2 separate regions of the Homo sapiens genome follow, and region 1 is linked to region 2. A link is a loop called in an ENCODE intact Hi-C map of the cell type or tissue named here. Cell type or tissue: adrenal gland. All regions are shown on one strand. Links, peaks and the distances in the headings refer to the core of each region. The heading gives the core; the rest is flanking DNA.

What was found. A loop is a pair of places that touch in the nucleus more often than their neighbours do. Peaks named below come from ENCODE experiments on the same cell type or tissue, not always from the same donor. Only the 100,000 strongest peaks of a DNase experiment are listed, where the experiment ranks them.
Region 1: a loop joins it to region 2, with 5 times the contacts of the local background. A loop is called at or near these places in 77 of 110 quality-filtered maps.

What each region holds. Positions count from the first base shown.
Region 1 is chr4:22,602,890-22,611,249 of GRCh38, forward strand. No RefSeq gene overlaps it. Among named protein-coding and RNA genes, the nearest start is that of ADGRA3, 91 kb to the left of the region's middle. In adrenal gland, for the core only: a CTCF peak has its summit at 4,640 (motif pointing left); a DNase peak (open chromatin) is centred at 4,649.
Region 2 is chr4:22,406,634-22,414,993 of GRCh38, forward strand. It overlaps ADGRA3 (adhesion G protein-coupled receptor A3), which reads right to left. Exons shown (of 19, transcript NM_145290.4): 13 at 6,968-7,181; 14 at 6,549-6,757. Among named protein-coding and RNA genes, the nearest start is that of MIR12115, 100 kb to the right of the region's middle. In adrenal gland, for the core only: a CTCF peak has its summit at 4,211 (motif pointing right); no DNase peak of the experiment used is centred there.

The DNA of each region.
Region 1 (8,360 bases), core at 2,216-6,215, 200 kb after region 2:
GGAAACTCATCGCGGGACTCATTTTCCTTAAAATTTGGACTTGTACAATAAGGACTTCAACTGACCTTCCTCAGACTGAGAACTGTTTCCAGTATATACATGAAGTCACTGAGGTAGGACAAAAGATTGCTACGGTCCTATTATTTTATGGTTATTGTAAGTGTACCAGGACTCTGAAAGAAACTTGTCTGTAAAATGCTATTCTATCCAAGGTATGTAGCCCAGGAAATAACCAACTTGATGCGTGTTATGACCCATTTTAAGCATCCCATGATCACAGTTTTTAAAATAAAATTAAGGACTGGTCCTTTTCTAGGTGACACAAGTAAGGTAATGGCTAAAACAGAAGAAAGAGGGGTCCCCAAAAATGTAACCTTAAAATTTGATGGTTGTGCTGCTATTGATAGTAAGCAGCATGGGATAGGATGCGGTTCTCTAGATTGGAAAAAAAAGTTACACAGCAGAAAATAAGTACATCTGTCAAAAATCATATTTATGTGAGATGTGTCAATATTGGTCTTGTGTCATTTGGGCTACTTAAAAAAAAATAAAATAAAATCCTGTTTGACTCCAAAAAGGAAAAGTCAGCCCCTCCTGCATGAGTGGGAGTTGCAGCCTTTTAAAACTGATAATCACAAACCCCTCAGACCCAAAGTAAAATTAAAAACACATGTAACATTAGGCATTGATGGAAAAGGACTAGATCCTAGTGTAAGCATCCTAATAGAAGGAGAGGTTCAAAAACGCTCTCCAGAACCAGTATATCAGACTTTCTATGATAAACTAAATGTGCCAGTACCTGAGATTCCAAGAAAAACTAAAAATTTGTTTTTGCAATTAGCCGAACACGTAGCCCAGTCTCTACAAGTCACCTCATGTTATGTTTGTAGAGGGACCGTAACAGGAGATCAATGGCCATAGGAAGCCCGAGAATAGGTTCCTACAGACCCAGTTCCTGATGAATTCCCAGCCCAAAAGATCACTCTGATCATCTCTAGATTCTAAAAGTCTCAATTATTAGACAGTATTACATAGCTAAAAAAGAAAAAGGATTCATTCATCCTGTAGGGCAGCTTAGTTGTCTTGGGCAAAAGCTGCATAACAGTACCACAAAAACAGTTACATTGTGGAGTTCCAATTACACAGAAATAAATCCATTCAGGAAATTTCCAAAGTTGCAGACTGTTTAGGCCCATCCAGAATTCCACCGGGACTGGATGGCCCCCACCGGGTTATACTGGATATGTGGACACAAAGCTTATGCTAAGCTGCCTGATCAGTGGACAGGTAGCTGTGTAACTGGCACCATTAAGCCATCTTTCTTCTTACTGTCCATAAAGACAGGTGAACTTCGGGGCTTCCCAGTCTATGCTTCCCGGAAAAAAAAAAAAAAAAAGAGAAAACGAAGCATAGCCATAGGTAATTTAAAAAATGATAAATGGCCTCCTAAAAAAAAAATCATACAATACTATGGACCCGCCACTTGGATACAAGATGGCTCATGGGGATATCGGACCCCCATCTACATGCTCAAGCAAATCATACGGTTACAAGCTGTTTTAGAAATTATTACTAATAAAACTGGTTAAGCCTTGACTGTTCTTGCCCGGCAAGAGACTCAGATGAAAAATGCTATCTATCAAAATAGACTAGCTCTTGACTACTTGCTAGCAGCTGAAGGAAAAGTTTGTGAACAATTTAACCTTACTAATTACTGTCTACACATAGATAATCAAAGGCAAGTAGTTAAAAATATAGTTAAAAATATAACAAAACTGGCACATGTAACCATGCAAGTGTGACACGGACTCAATCCAGGAGCCATGTTTAAAAATTGGTTCCCAGCAATAAGAGGATTTAAAACTCTTATAATAAAAGTAATAATAGTAATAAGAACCTGCTTACTGCTCCCTTGTTTACTATCTGTACTTCTTCAAATGATAAAAAGCTTCATCATTACCTTAGTTCACCAAAATGCATCAACACAAGTGTACTATATAAATCACTATCAATCTATTACACAAAGAGACATAAGCAGCAAAAATAAGAGTGAGAACTCCCACTAATAAAAAGTGAGAGTCTCAAAAGGGGGGAATGAGGGAAGAGAGAGACCCTCTCATATTGTTTTATATTGTTTTATACTCAGTACCTGTTTTAAGAAAAAACAACAAGGAAGCAAAACCAAAGACAGGCAGCCCGGCACCAGGCCCGAAACCGGGCCTGGGTCTGCCTGGCCTAAACCCGGTAGTTAAAAATCAACTCATAACTTAGAAACCGATGTTATTCATAGATTCCAGACATCGTATAGAAGAACATTGTGGAACTCCCTGCTCTGTTCTGTTTCTCTCTGACCACCGGTGCATGCAGCCCCTGTCACGTACCACCTGGTTGCTCAAATCAATCATGACCCTTTCATGTGAAATCTTTAGTGTTGTGAGCCCTTAAGAGGGACAGAAATTGTGCATTCGGGGAGCTCGGATTTTAAGGCAATGGCTTGCCGATGCTCCCAGCTGAATAAAGCCCTTCCTTCTACTACTCGGTGTCTGAGAGGTTTTGTCTGCGGCTCGTCCTGCTACACTATCAGCTGTGGTTGAAGGTTTCTGCAGGGAGAGTTGTGGCAATTCCAGTCTGCTCTACAGGCGGGCAGGGTGGACTCACTCAGGTAGAGTCACAGGTGTGGGTAGTTGGTTGGAAGTCTGGCTAGAGTGCAAGACAATGTTAAGAGATGAATAAATATGGGAAGGCACAGCTAGCACTCTTACAGACAGTCCATTAACATTCCTGAGTCTGTTTTCTCATTTTTAAAGTGGAAATTCCAAGAACTATTTTGGAAATGTTGAAATGTAAGTGAAGGCACTGGCTGGGATCCAGGACCCCAAACACTCTGTCTTACCATAGTAAGAGATCCCAGTTGTGTCTTCCTATACTCACTCTTCCTTTGGAAGTGTCCATGGTGTATGTTTGTGTCTATGCACACAAACAAGGCTGAGAAAAGGAACACACTACAACTAGATGGAACCCTAATCCTGTTCAGCTAAGACTACACAGATTTGTGGGAATTCTGTTGCTCAGAGAAGGCAATCCTAACTTTGGGCAGGAGGCCTCTTTGGACCCTTTAACCCGGAGCCATGCTAAAATATCAGCCCTCTGATTCGCAAACTCTGATACTGGGAAAAGATAAGTCTTTTTGAGTATTAACTAGATACATGCAGTTATAAAGTACCTAGTACAGTACCTGACATATAGTGTCTGCCATATAGTAGGTTTCTCCAAAATGTGAATGCATCCTGTCTCTATGCCTTTCTTCTCTGATTTTCCTTAAGTACTGGGCACATCATTTATAATGCTGCTTTCCCAACTTCAGATTAAGATGACCATGGGAACAGGCCCTGTGCACATAAGCAGTGACGGAGGTGGATGCTAATTCAATTAATAGTATCCATAGGCCAGTGGGCAACCAATGAGGGGACCTGGAGCAAGAGACACTGTCCAAGTGGGTAGAGAGTAACTAGCTAAAACAATGTGTCCATCTCCCTTTTGGGCTGTAGACTGGAAAATATGGAGAGTGGTCAGTTATTAAGGGGTAGGAGGAGAGAGAGAGCGAGATGAAGAGAGAAGAGGAGGCACAAAAGTAGCAGAATAGGAGTCTGAGAGGGCATCTGAGTGAAGATAAGGTGAAGCTGGGGGCTGTGATGTAAGTGACAGTCCTTTTCCAGGAAGCAGCATATAGCTGCCCCCAACCCTGCCCAACATGCCAATGCCTGCTAGTCCAAAGCCACTTGAGTCCTGGGAGCAGCATTGCCATGTGCAAGAGCAGTAGGGGCACTGGCAGGAATGCATTCTATTCGTCTCACTGGATTAAACATTTACTGGTCCCAGATCAGATTGGCTTGTGTCAGCACCTTTGAGTGACACACAGGCCCCTCTGGCTTATGTCACTTGCATATTTGACAACTCAGCTATACTCAAGGCAGCTCCCCAAAGCCTGGTCTAACCCTCACCGGAGAGCAGGCAGCTCACACTCTGGCACTACCATGTGTTACCTGGGCCCTGAGTTAGGAAGAGAGATTGCCTGTGGTATCAGATCATGCCATGGGGATTCTGAGTCCATACCGAATGGGGTTGCTTTTCAGGATTTCATTCTGAGAAAGAATGCAAATGAAGAATATAGAATTACACTAGCAGCAAAGTAGAAGGACAGAAGGGAAGACAGGAGTCAAGTGGGTTGTCATATGATGAGGTCAGAGTGAATAGAGCCCTAACGAAACTAAGCGAGCATCAAATGGATATTTGCAAGGTCTATGTATGCATGCATTCAGATACATTTTATCAACTTTATTTTTAGAATATTATTTCATTAACTCTAAGTTTTGAAGGTTTTTGGGGTTTCCAAAATGGGTTACTTCTCCTAAAAACAGTTCTACTTGATTCAAGATGCCAATTAAATGGGTACTGGAGGCAGCCATGGCCACGGACTCTCCTTTTGTTCTCTTTCTTTGTGAGCGCAGGTATAAGCTGCACTGATCCTGACCTTTTGGCCTGAGGATGGAAGTCTTCAGTATCCGTACAACTTTACACCCAAGAGCTGGTGTAGAATGAGTTCCTCTGGCCATGGCAGGATCACAGAGGGGTGCCTGCCACCTGCAGCCCAGCCTCAGTAAGTGCAACTGTGCAGTTGGCAGAGGGGAGGGAGCTAGGGGCACACCAACGGTTTCTGTTACTTCCTGTAGGCATAGCCCAAGTCTCAGGAAGTGGAATATACACAGGGTAGGGTGGGGTGGGGGAGGGGAGGGGAGCTGTTTCTTCCCCCACCCATTACCTACTAGTCCAAAGCCACTTGAGCCATGGGAACAGCAATGCTAACCACAATAGCTGCAGGGACCTGGAAGGGGACTGGTGATGACATCCAACAGCAATGCTCTTTTACATTGAGATGTTGATGGACAGGAGTCCACCTAGACTTCTCTAGAGACACACATGTCAAAAAGCAGGCAAGTATAACTCTCTAAACATTCCTTGGATGCTGTATTATCACCCCCTTCCCTCACTACAATTCTGTAATCTCCACCTTGGGAGGAACAAACACGTCTTATTGCACCTTGCCCAGAAATAATATCACAGCTTATTAATTCCATCTACTCCCCACACAAGGGATAACGACTGTCCACAGAAGGGGTAAGGAAGTCTCAAGTGCCACACAGGGAATTTTCCTAGGGCCTTCCATCATTTTAGGCCACTAGTAACTCACCTATAGCCAGTACTGTAGCAAGTTGAGAGTGTATGGATTTGGGTACCATTCATCTGTAAAAACCAAAGAAAAGACTTGCACTTCTGGATTAATTCACAGACCTGTGGGAAGACCCTCTTGTCTCACCTGTGACTCATGACCATATTTTGAGATTCCCAAGTCCCTGGAGCCTGCTTCCTCCTGAGCAAAGAGGGTTGTCTTTATTTCAATTGGCAAGGAAAGTCCATTTGTTTGTCTCCAGTCCCGCCAGGGGCTCCACTCTCCCTCAGTTACGGGAGACCTCCTGAAGCAAGGCTGGAGGGAGAGGCTGTGTGGTAAGAGTGAGTTTTGAATGAGTATGGACTGAGGGCTTTACATGCACCAGGTGCTGCACAAAATAATTGAATTTAATCCTCACTCCGGCTCTGACAGGTGGTTGAGATCATATCTTTATTAAACTTAGCATTTTACAATGGGCAATTAATTGCTGGAGATGGGATTAAAATCCAGTCTTGTCCAACTCCAAAATAGTATGTCTCTCACTACCTAACCCATGCTTGCCTCTCAGTGACATCACATCTGTAACTATAGGAGTGTTTCCTTGCTATCAGATCCAAGTGAATACAATCCTTTGTACCGAGTTACCTTGAGGTAGCCAAATGTGCCAGAGTCAACTCTAGTTAGAATGAATGAGGACATCACCCCACCTTTGGTTGCTTCAGTTCTCCAATTTAAAATAATATATGTTGGGTACCAAGAACTGATGCTCTACTGAACAATCCCAAATACTTGGAATGACCAAAGTACTAGGCTCTTGCTCCTGGAAAACAATGATGTAAGCCAGCACTGCCTGGACTTTGGGTCTCTCCTCAGGTAGCATAAACCACACAGAGATTGTGATCATCTGCTCAGGTTTTATGCCAGCCTTGCAACAAATCTCCTTATCTTCATGGGATCTTTATCTTCACTTCTGCCTCCACACTACTGTTAGAAACACATATACCAAGACTTGGTGGTTATGTAGTAATAATATCTTCACTCCATCGATGTTGGTTTTTTTCAAGAAAATTTATTTTAAATCTTGGCATTTCCACAGCTGCAAATCTGGGAGAACGAGCCAGCCCTTGCGGAGCTGTGTGTGTTAGCTGGATCAGGGGTGAAAGGGGGCAAGCTCAGGGTATCTTTCAACCGCTGATAAACTCCCAGGGACCAAGGAACCTGGTCCCCACGGCTTTTTATCACTGAGATGCTAGCTCTATAATGCCATCTCCATGGTGATTTCTATGTTGAAGAAGAACATTTGTTTCCTGCCACCAGTGAGAGACCACCTGAGTGTTCGGTTGCAGTATCTTCAACTCTCCAGGTGCATCAGTAGCATTGTCTTCTCTGGGCTTCTCTCATAGAACTCATTTTTAGCAAAGTCAAGTTTCCATATTCTAGGTAGTAACTTATCAGATGGATGATCAAAAAGATGGAAGCAAAACATTTTCATGTACTGCATTTCAGTTATTTTCTCTGGGGTTTTATCACCCTGCGGGTGGTTGTCTCCAAAATAACAGGTGTCATTCTGCTCCATTAATCAGGTTCCCCTACCTTTATCCGGGCACTTTTCTCTTCAGCGTCTTCTTCAAGGTATTTCCAGTTGCCCACCCTGGACTGTTTCAGAATGAGGAGGACACCTGGAGGAATCTACAGGTGCATAGACCAATTTGCAAAAGAACCTGTGAGCCAACGTAGGTTGTGAGATGCATATCCCACATCCAGTTCAGCCCAGTAACTTGGGAAATGGGGGAGAGGTAGCTCTGAAGACCAGACAGTACATCTTTACCCCCATCCATGCTTGCAACTGTAAGTTGATCTTAAATCAGTACTTTTAACCAAGTCAACCTCAATCACTGGAATAGGATACCCAGCTGAAAAACTTGGGGTCACTGAATCAATCTCTTATCTGTAAGAGATAATGACGCCTACCCAATGGGGTTCTGAAAAATATGTAATGCCTGACATGTAGTGTATACTCACTGAATGTGGCTTTTAACCACAACCTTTATATTTTTGCCAAGAGTATCACCTTTCTGCAGCAACCCTGAGAACCTCACGCTAACCTTGTCTTAGATTGCTCATTCCTTTCCTATATTTAGACACCAAACTCCATTCATTTTCCCCTTGAAATGTTCATTCCCATGATCAAGATTTTGCTTAAACACATTTTATTTTCATGTCCAGATTATTATCTCAGCTGGAAGAATTAATAAGCAACACAGTCACCCAAGAAGTATTTACTGAGCACCTACTGAGCTAGGGGGCAAACGGCTCTGACAAGTCTCTGTTCTCAAGGCACTTACATTCATATGGGTGAAGATAGATAACAAACAAGGAAAAAATTGGACAGACAAAAAATTTAGGTGGTGCCAAGTATGATGCAAACACCAAAACAGTGATGCAATAGAAGACATCAGAGAGAGTGGGAAGGTTACATTAAATAGATGTCCAAGGACGATGTCTCTGAGGAGAAGCTACTAGGGCTGAGATCTTAATGACAACAAGGAACCCAAGGGCTGGAAGCAGAGCATTTCGAACGTGGCCAGTGGGTGCAAAGGCCCTCACACGTGAATGGGCCTGGCCAGGTGGAAGGACAGAGGGCAAGGGTGTTGTGGTTGCCCTGTGAGTGCGAATGGCCCAAGATGGGATGAAAGAGGAGGTCAGGACCACACCGTATAGGAATATCAGATCATGGTCAGGGCTTTGGATTTTTCAGGGGTGCAGTATAAGCCATGGGGAGTTTTAGACAGGTACAGAAGTAATCTACATTTTCTTTCTTTTTTTTTTTTTTTGAAACGGAGTCTCACTCTGTCGCCCAGGCTGGAGTGCAGTGGCACGATCTTGGCTCACTGCCAGCTCCGCCTCCTGGGTTCACGCCATTCTCCTGCCTCAGCCTCCCCAGTAGCTGGGACTACAGGCGCCCAACACCACGCCCGGCTAATTTTTTGTGTTTTTAGTAGAGACGGGGTTTCGCCGTGTTAGCCAGGACGGTCTCGATCTCCTGACCTCGTGATCCGCCTGCCTCGGCATCCCAAAGTGCTGGGAGTAATTTACATTTTCTTTTTTCTTTTTTTTGAGATGGAGTCTTGCT
Region 2 (8,360 bases), core at 1,755-5,754:
CCATTTCTTAAATCAAAAATTTTTTATGTTGAGTTGTTTCAGTTCCTTATTATTCTGTTATTAATCCCACAAGAGCATTTTTGACCTGCCCACACGCAAAGAGGTCTCCTGCCGAAAAATGAACCTAGGGAAAAGCATAGTATAAAGGGCCAGATAGTAAACATTGTAGACTTTGGGGGCCAAGAGGCAAATTAAAGCTGTTATGCAGGTAGTATTAACCATGTAAAACAGAACCACTAAAAAAATTAAAAGCCATTATTAGCTTTCCCACCTTAAAAAAAAAATATTAAAAGCCATTATTAGCTTTCCCACCTTTAAAAAAATCTGGCTAGATTGGGCAATACAAAAGAATATAAGGCCGGGCGCAGTGGCTAACGCCTGTAATCCCAGCACTTTGGGAGGCCGAGGCGGGTGGATCACAAGGTCAGGAGATCGAGACCATCCTAGCTAACACAGTGAAACCCCGTCTCTACTAAAAATACAAAAAATTAGCCAGGCGTGGTGGTGGGTGCCTGTAGTCCCAGCTACGCAGGAGGCTGAGGCAGAAGAATGGCGTGAACCTGGAAGGCGGAGCTTGCAGTGAGCCGAGATCAAGCCACTGCCCTCCAGCCTGGGCGACAGAGCAAGACTCCGCCTCAAAAAGAAAAAGAATATAAAAATATTTACGGCAATTGAGAATTTTAGAATACCAGGATAGTAAACAAGTTAAAGCTCTACAATGAGAGAGAGAAAGCAGAAACCTGAATCAAATTATTTTCAATTATGGTAGTAAATAAATATAGGCTTTATGATAACAAAAACATTACTAAACACACTATATAAAAATGGTGGTATGAGACACCTTTGAGTAGAAAAAGTAAAACTGTTGCTCACATTTGCAACACAGTAATAAATAAAATAGAAAATGACTCTGCCCTCCAGCAACCACATGACCACAGTCCATCACTAAATAGTAATCTTAGTTCCTCTTCTACTCAGTACAAACTTTAATAACTAAGCCAAGAAATGAAAAATAAAGTTCTCCACAGAAGTTAGCTGAACTAATACAGAGAAATTAAACATCAAATGTGTGTTAAAAAATCACAAAGATGATCATTACTAAGGATTCAAATCAATGGAAAAAGTTTTTAGAACTGTTTACTTGTCAGAGATTCATATATTTACAAGTGTTACTTCAGGCCTCAGAATTACTGAATATAAAATCAGTGGACATTTTCCATAATTATCACTGTATCAATAAGAATAATTAAAATAAGCAATTGTCTAAGTACCAGGATCTGAACAATGGAAAGGAATCCAAAGAAAATATATCAGGGCATCCTGTGTGTAAGGGAATAAAGAATTATAATAAGAGTTTACCATTAAAATTTTAAAATAGATTGAAATCAGAAATGTAAAAAAACAAAAATGTTAAAAGACGACTATGACTTACTTCTATGTTGCTTTTTCCCCACTAAGGAACAAAGAATACAAATTTAAAGATTTTATTCTCCCTACCTCACATCATCAACAAAAAATCAATTCCAGTCAAATTACAGAACTAAATATAAAAGGTAAAACATATTAAAGCTTCTGAAGAGAACAAAAAAGAAGATCTTCATAATCTTGGGGTAGAAAAATTTCTTAAACAGCATTAACTAAAACAACAACAACAACCAAGAAATTGTACTTCAGAAAATTTAAGAAACTCTGTTCATAAAAAGACAATATTGAGGAAAAAAAAAGGCATGAACTGGGAGAAGATGTATGCAACACATAAATCCAACAGGGAGCTCATATTCAGTACCCATATTAAGAAGTCCTATAAATAATTAAGAAAATGAAAGACAACAAAATTAAAAATAGGCAAGACTTGAGCAGGAACGTCAGGAAAAGGGGATATCCAAACTGCCAATAAAAAGCTAAAGAAGTGCTCAACATCAATAGTCACCAGAGAAATGCAAATTAAAACTAGAATGATACATCACAACACTACCACCAGAAGACTAAAACTGAAGATTGACAATTCCAAGCATGGTCAAAATGTAGAGCACCTGGAACTCTCATTACTGTTGAGACTGTAAACCAACATAACCACTTTGGTCAACTGCATGGCTTTAGCTACTTAAAGCTAAACACATGGAAAGCCTACAATCTAGCAATTTCACTCCTGAGTGTACATGTCCATCATAAAACATATACATGAGTACTCACAGCAGCTTTTTCTTGACACCCAAAACCTAGAAACAGAAATGGCTATCAATGATAAAATGAACAAACTTTGGCATATTGATACAATGGACTGCTACACTGCAATGGAAAAGAATAAACTGCTGCTAAATGCAAAAATGAAGATAAATTCCAACCATGTAATGACAGGAAAGAACCTGACACAAGTGTACATACTACACAACTAAAGTCTAAAAACAGGCCAAACCTATCTATAGTGAGAGACATCAAAAGGGTGGTTCCTGGAGATGGTGGCAGGAACTGACTAGAGAGAAACACAGGAGCACTGTCCAGCACTCTACTACAAATCTTGTTCTTATACATTCTTTTGTAAAAATATAACCAATATTTGTGCACTTTGCTCAATACCTCAATTTAAACCAGTTGGTCCCTTTGATTATCAATTCCACTTTGGAGAATTTGTCTCACAGATGCTCAATTAAATGTGCAAAATGACACTGTACAAACCACTAGAAACAAACACAATAGAGAAATATCTAAATAAATTATGGTAGAAACATAATATTCAGAGATAAGAAAGAATGAGGAAACTCGTATATTGAGAGGATTTCAGAAAGGAGACTTAGCAGAGGGATTATTAACACAGATCCCAAAATGAGACTGTGAATTCAAATCCCAATACCAGCACTAGCTTTGTGAGCATGGCATTTAACCTCTCTCTGCCTCAGTTTCCACATCTGTACAGTGGGGGTGATGACAGTACTATTTCTCATGAGGCTGTTATAAGAGCTGAGTAACTGAATGTATATAAAGACATCAGAGGAGTGGCTGACACATAAGTGCTTAATAAAGATTGGCCACCACTACCACCATCACCATCCTCTTCTTTAAGATACATTATCACCATCATAGTTAAGAAATGTTGCTCTACAGAAAAAAGCACGGTTTAGAACAGTGTGTGTAGTATGCAACCTTTGTGCAAAAATGCAAAAAAATAGGAACATATACTCATTTTTGTTTCCATAAACACGAGGGTCTCCTCAACAATACGCGAGAAACAAACAGTAGTTACTTATCAGTGTGATACGAGAGATAGGTAGGACTTCCAGCTTTCACTGTATGTTAATGTGTAGAAATAAATAAAACATTACATCCATGTGAGTATAGTACTTATTTTAAAATTATTTAAACAAAAACATCACTAGCATTTATGTTCAATTATAGAGTAAATGATATCAAAGTTGCTTTGAATACCATTTTAATCTATAAAATGACATATTAAGATGGTATTCAGCATGTTTTATATAAACAAATGTAAAAGAATCACTAGAAAAAGAAAATTAATGAATGCTCTCTAGTTTCATATTTTTAGGTGAACACAACAAAAGAGGAATCAATGTATATAAATTAGCTTATCTTCACCACTAGTGATTAAAGTATTAAGCACTACATAGTTTGAACCTAATCATAACCCTACTTTCTATTCAGTTTTCTTTCTTTGTTTTTTCCTACAGACACCAGCTCCTGTGAATCTTCCTGCCCCACCTGGCTATTCCAGATCATATCATTCAAGCAAACCTAATTTCTGCTTAATTTTTTTTTCTGGCTCCCAATGAGACCTTAGTAAATAACTGGTATAGCAGGATGTATACTCAGATTTATGAACAAGTATATTCTTTATGTCGCATTTTTTAAAAATTCAAAACTCTTAAAATCAGATAAAGGAAAGTTTTATGGACTATATCCCAAGATAGGAATTTAGACTTACTATATAAAAGGATATATTAAGATGGTATTCAAGAGACATAGGATTTTATCAATTTTTAAAAGCTTAATATAAGGAAAAAAGACACTGCTTTCTAATTTGCTTTCTAATTTTTTAAAAACAATTTTTTCAATCCTAAACATAACTTTACCTAAAAGTGGGTATAATTTCATTAACTTTTTCTTTATGTTTAATTAGCAACTAACTCCCATGCAGTAACTTTAATTTTGTCAACAATTTCAAATACATTTCTCTTTGCTGCCTCTAGATGGCACAATTACATTTAAGAAAAGGAAAAAGTCTTTGAAAATAAATAGAAAAAAAATCTTAGTACTACAGTATTTTAACTTTAAAGAATTGTGTATTACATTTTTTTAAGAGATTAAAAGTCTGAAAGATAAAAGAATAGCTTATTCCTTCCAGAAAAGGATTATACTAATTTAATAGTTTTGAAGAACAGCTAGGAAGTTCACAAATAGATGCTTTAAACTGGTATTAGACTAAATAAAAATAAAAGTTTCACATGGTGCAATATCACAGCGAAGGCTTATAAAATGCATTTTTGTGTATGTTTTGTGTTTCATTTATTTTGCTCAATTTTTTCTTGTTAACTTATAAATTTCTGACAATGTTGAATATTATTTCTCATCAGTACATCACAGTTTATTTTATATTCAAAACTGAATGAGAAAACACTTTCAAAATGGAAGAGAAAATGCCACATACTTTAACGCTTCATGCTTTAATTTAAAAGGTGGCAGTGGCTCATGCCTATAATCCCAGCACTTTCCGAGCTTGAGGCAGGCAGATCACTTGAGTCCAGGAGATCAAGACCAGCCTGGGAAACATGGCAAAACCCAGTCTCTACTAAAAATACAAAAATTAGCCGGGTTTGGTGGTGCCTGCCTGTAATCCCAGCTACTCAGGAGGATGAGGTAAGAGAATCACCTGAGCCTGGGAGGTAGAGGCTGCAGTGAGGCGAGATTGCACCACTGCACTCCAGCCTGGGCAACCTGAGTGAGACTCTGTCTCAAAAAAACAAAAAATAAATATAAGTTGACTACACAATAATAAAATGTGAACTTATAGAAACCAGACTCATGCTTACAGAAATCAAGACATCTTCCATTTACAAAGAGAATCAGAATCATAAACTGTCAACACTAAAGTTAATCCCAATTGAATAAAGGTCCTTTATATATACAAATATACAAATATAGCCGAGTCTATAAACATACATGTTTAAATATGTTGCTTGCACTTGTATAAAATGCTCAATTATGTCAATGAAAAGATAATCCCTTTACTCTGATAAATAATCTATTCACCTTTCTGCTTGCTTGACCTGTGTACCAGGTAAGGTATAAGTTGAATTGAAACAACAACAACAACAAAAAAAAACATACAAGAGTCAAAGAAAATTATTTATAATTCAGGTTTACTTCAAGATCATTTCTAGTGCTAAATGCTATTTTTTTAAGAAAAGAAAAATTCATGAAATGTAAAATATATCATGTTTCAAGGTATTTAGCACTTTGATAAAACATTTTCTAGAAAACAGATTTACAGCTGGAATCAGAAATAACATAGAAGTTCCTCACACCCAGAGTAACCTCAAACCATTTCTGGGAAATGTCTTTCACACTCGTCAGTAATTCCTTCCACCGTACTCTAAATATACTCCTTGATGTCAGTATTTATAATAATTACAATATAAAATAAGAACTAGCATGGTTTATTTCATAATTATCTGCTCAGACGTCAGATTCACTTAAAGACCTCATTAATAAAAACACTTGCTCCTGTACATTAATAACTGTTATTTTACCCCCCAAAAATTACAGGTTGAGTATCCCTAACCCAAGAATCCTAAATCCAAAATGCTCCAAAATCTAAAACTTTTCAAAGAAAATGCTCCTTGGAGGATTTCAGATTTTTGGATTAGGAATGATGAACTGGTAAGTGATAATGCAAATATTCCAAAATCTGAAAAAATCCAAAATCCAAAACATTTTTAGTCCCAAGCATCTCAGATAAGAGATAAGACTCAACCTGTAATTAGTGTTAACAACGGCAAATAACAGAAAACAACACTAGACTGGCATTAAAACTGAAAAGACATTCTTTGTGTCAATACTGTCACTTGCAATGACAAAAATGAAATTATCATGATTAATTCTAAATTTAAATAGAGTCTAACAATTACGACATGTAGTGGGAAACAGCGCTAGATTGCAAAGTAGGAAAATGTTCTTTCACTACTCACTGTGTATCCTTCGGCAAATGAAATCACTCTTTCTGGGCAGAGGGAATCTGCATCAACAGTCTCTCCAAGTTTTAAGGTCAAAGACTAACTGAACTGATTGACTTATAAAGTTGATTTAAAATTCCTATATACCAAACTCAATCCCATACATTTCACTTGGTAGTAACTTAATTTCCCTTTAAAATCAAAATTAGAACACATATCATCTCATATAATCAAAGGGAGCAAATTATGTTAAAAGTAAAAAAAAAAAAAAAACAAAAAACAAAAAAACACTTCATTTGAGCTTAATTATGCATAGCAAAAATGTAGAATAGTGTTTATGCATAAAGTTAACAACTGCCATACCATTAAAACTGCATAGTTACTAAGGGAGTAGCACTGAATCGTAGTGATATTTTCATCTGAATAGAGTATATGGCACCCATCTGACTTCCAGCCTCCTTGTCCGTTCAGCAAATCGAAATCCCACCGGGCTGCAACAGCATCTGCTCCATGTGCAATTCGACGCAGTGTCACATTAACAGGGATGTGGTGGGTATCTACATTCACACCATCTGGAGAAAATGGGAAATAAAAATATTTCTGAAACAAACTTCATAACCAATTATAAATGTCAACTTCTACAGTAATGGGTACTCTGCAAGATCTTTCTTCACTAGTGACTCATTAAAACGAGAAAACACTAAAATAAGCATTTTTAGGAACAGTCAACTACAAGGCCTTATTGTCCACTGACTACAGGATAACATATGCCACATACAAACCTATTTTGGTGAGAATCACAGGGGTAACCACAGTACGTCGTTTTCCATCATCAGCCAAATTTGTTGAATTTCCAGTGGCTGGAAAAAGCTTTCCATTGCGGAATGCAATGAGTTGAAGCTTGTAAAGAGAGTCATCAGTTGGTCTGAGTTCTCTTTTTTGCTTTGGTGAGAAAAGGGAAGGAGGAAGCTGAATAGAAGCCTCCACAATAGTATTCTGAAAAAATATATATACATAAAAAAAGCTCACTACATTAGTACATAGAAACCAGAAAAAAATATGTCAGATAGTTACAAAAGTGGTATAATTAGGTTGACTTCATTTTTTAAATTGGATATACAAAATTTAACAGTTAAAAAAATCATCAGTCAAGCGAAATGTCAACACCACATAACATAGATTAAAAGAAGTATAAAACAGAAATGCAAACTTTAAAGAGTTAAATAAGTAAACAAGAAAAGTGTTTCAAATTAACAAAGTTAATTTTCCCATGATATTATATGTTGAAGTAGATAGCATTAAACAGATCAAGGATCTCAATGATCAGGCTGTATCAATTTTACAATGATAAAATATGATAAAGAAGCACAAATGTAGCATATCATAAATATGAGTATAATTAATTTGGGCTTATGGAACTTTAAGGTGATTTATGATGAATTCAAACCTCCACACAACAAAAGAATGAAATTATACAAACATAATAGAGGTTTAGATTCAGTACACTTAGCAGAAATTTCCTTGAGACTAGGAAACACATTTAGAAAAAAAAAATAATAACACATAGGAACAACTGAAAATGCTGACTGATCACTGAATTTTTTCAGATTTCTTTATTGAGGATTTTTAAATAACAAATTATTCAGCATTCAGTAAAAAATATATATATACCAAAGAAGTGAACAATTAACCATCTAAAAACATTCCATAGTTGAAGAATTTATTGTACAATCTTTTTCTTGGCTTCTAACCTCTCTTCTTCTAATTCCATATTCACCGGAATTTCCCCTTAAGAAACAAATCGAATCATGTTATTCCAGTTTAAATAACACCTTGGTTTTGCAATGTTTAATACTAAGCCCAAATCCTAAGTTCACCATATAATTTGATGAAAATCTATTGCTCAGATGTATCCCCTGAATGCTCCTATAGCACAACCTAAAACACAGCTACACTGAGTTATCAATTTAAGTTCTCCTATATTCTTTTTATGCCACCATGCTCACTGCACAGACCAGCATCTCTACCTGAAATGCTCCACTATTCTTTCATCTCACAAACTTTTGAATTGGTGTAACGGAAAGTGGATTAGAATGAAAAACGTTGGCAGCCAGGGGGAAGACTTTATACAGAGTCCTTGAAACAGGGCTTTTTTGGACAGTTAATTGCATCTCC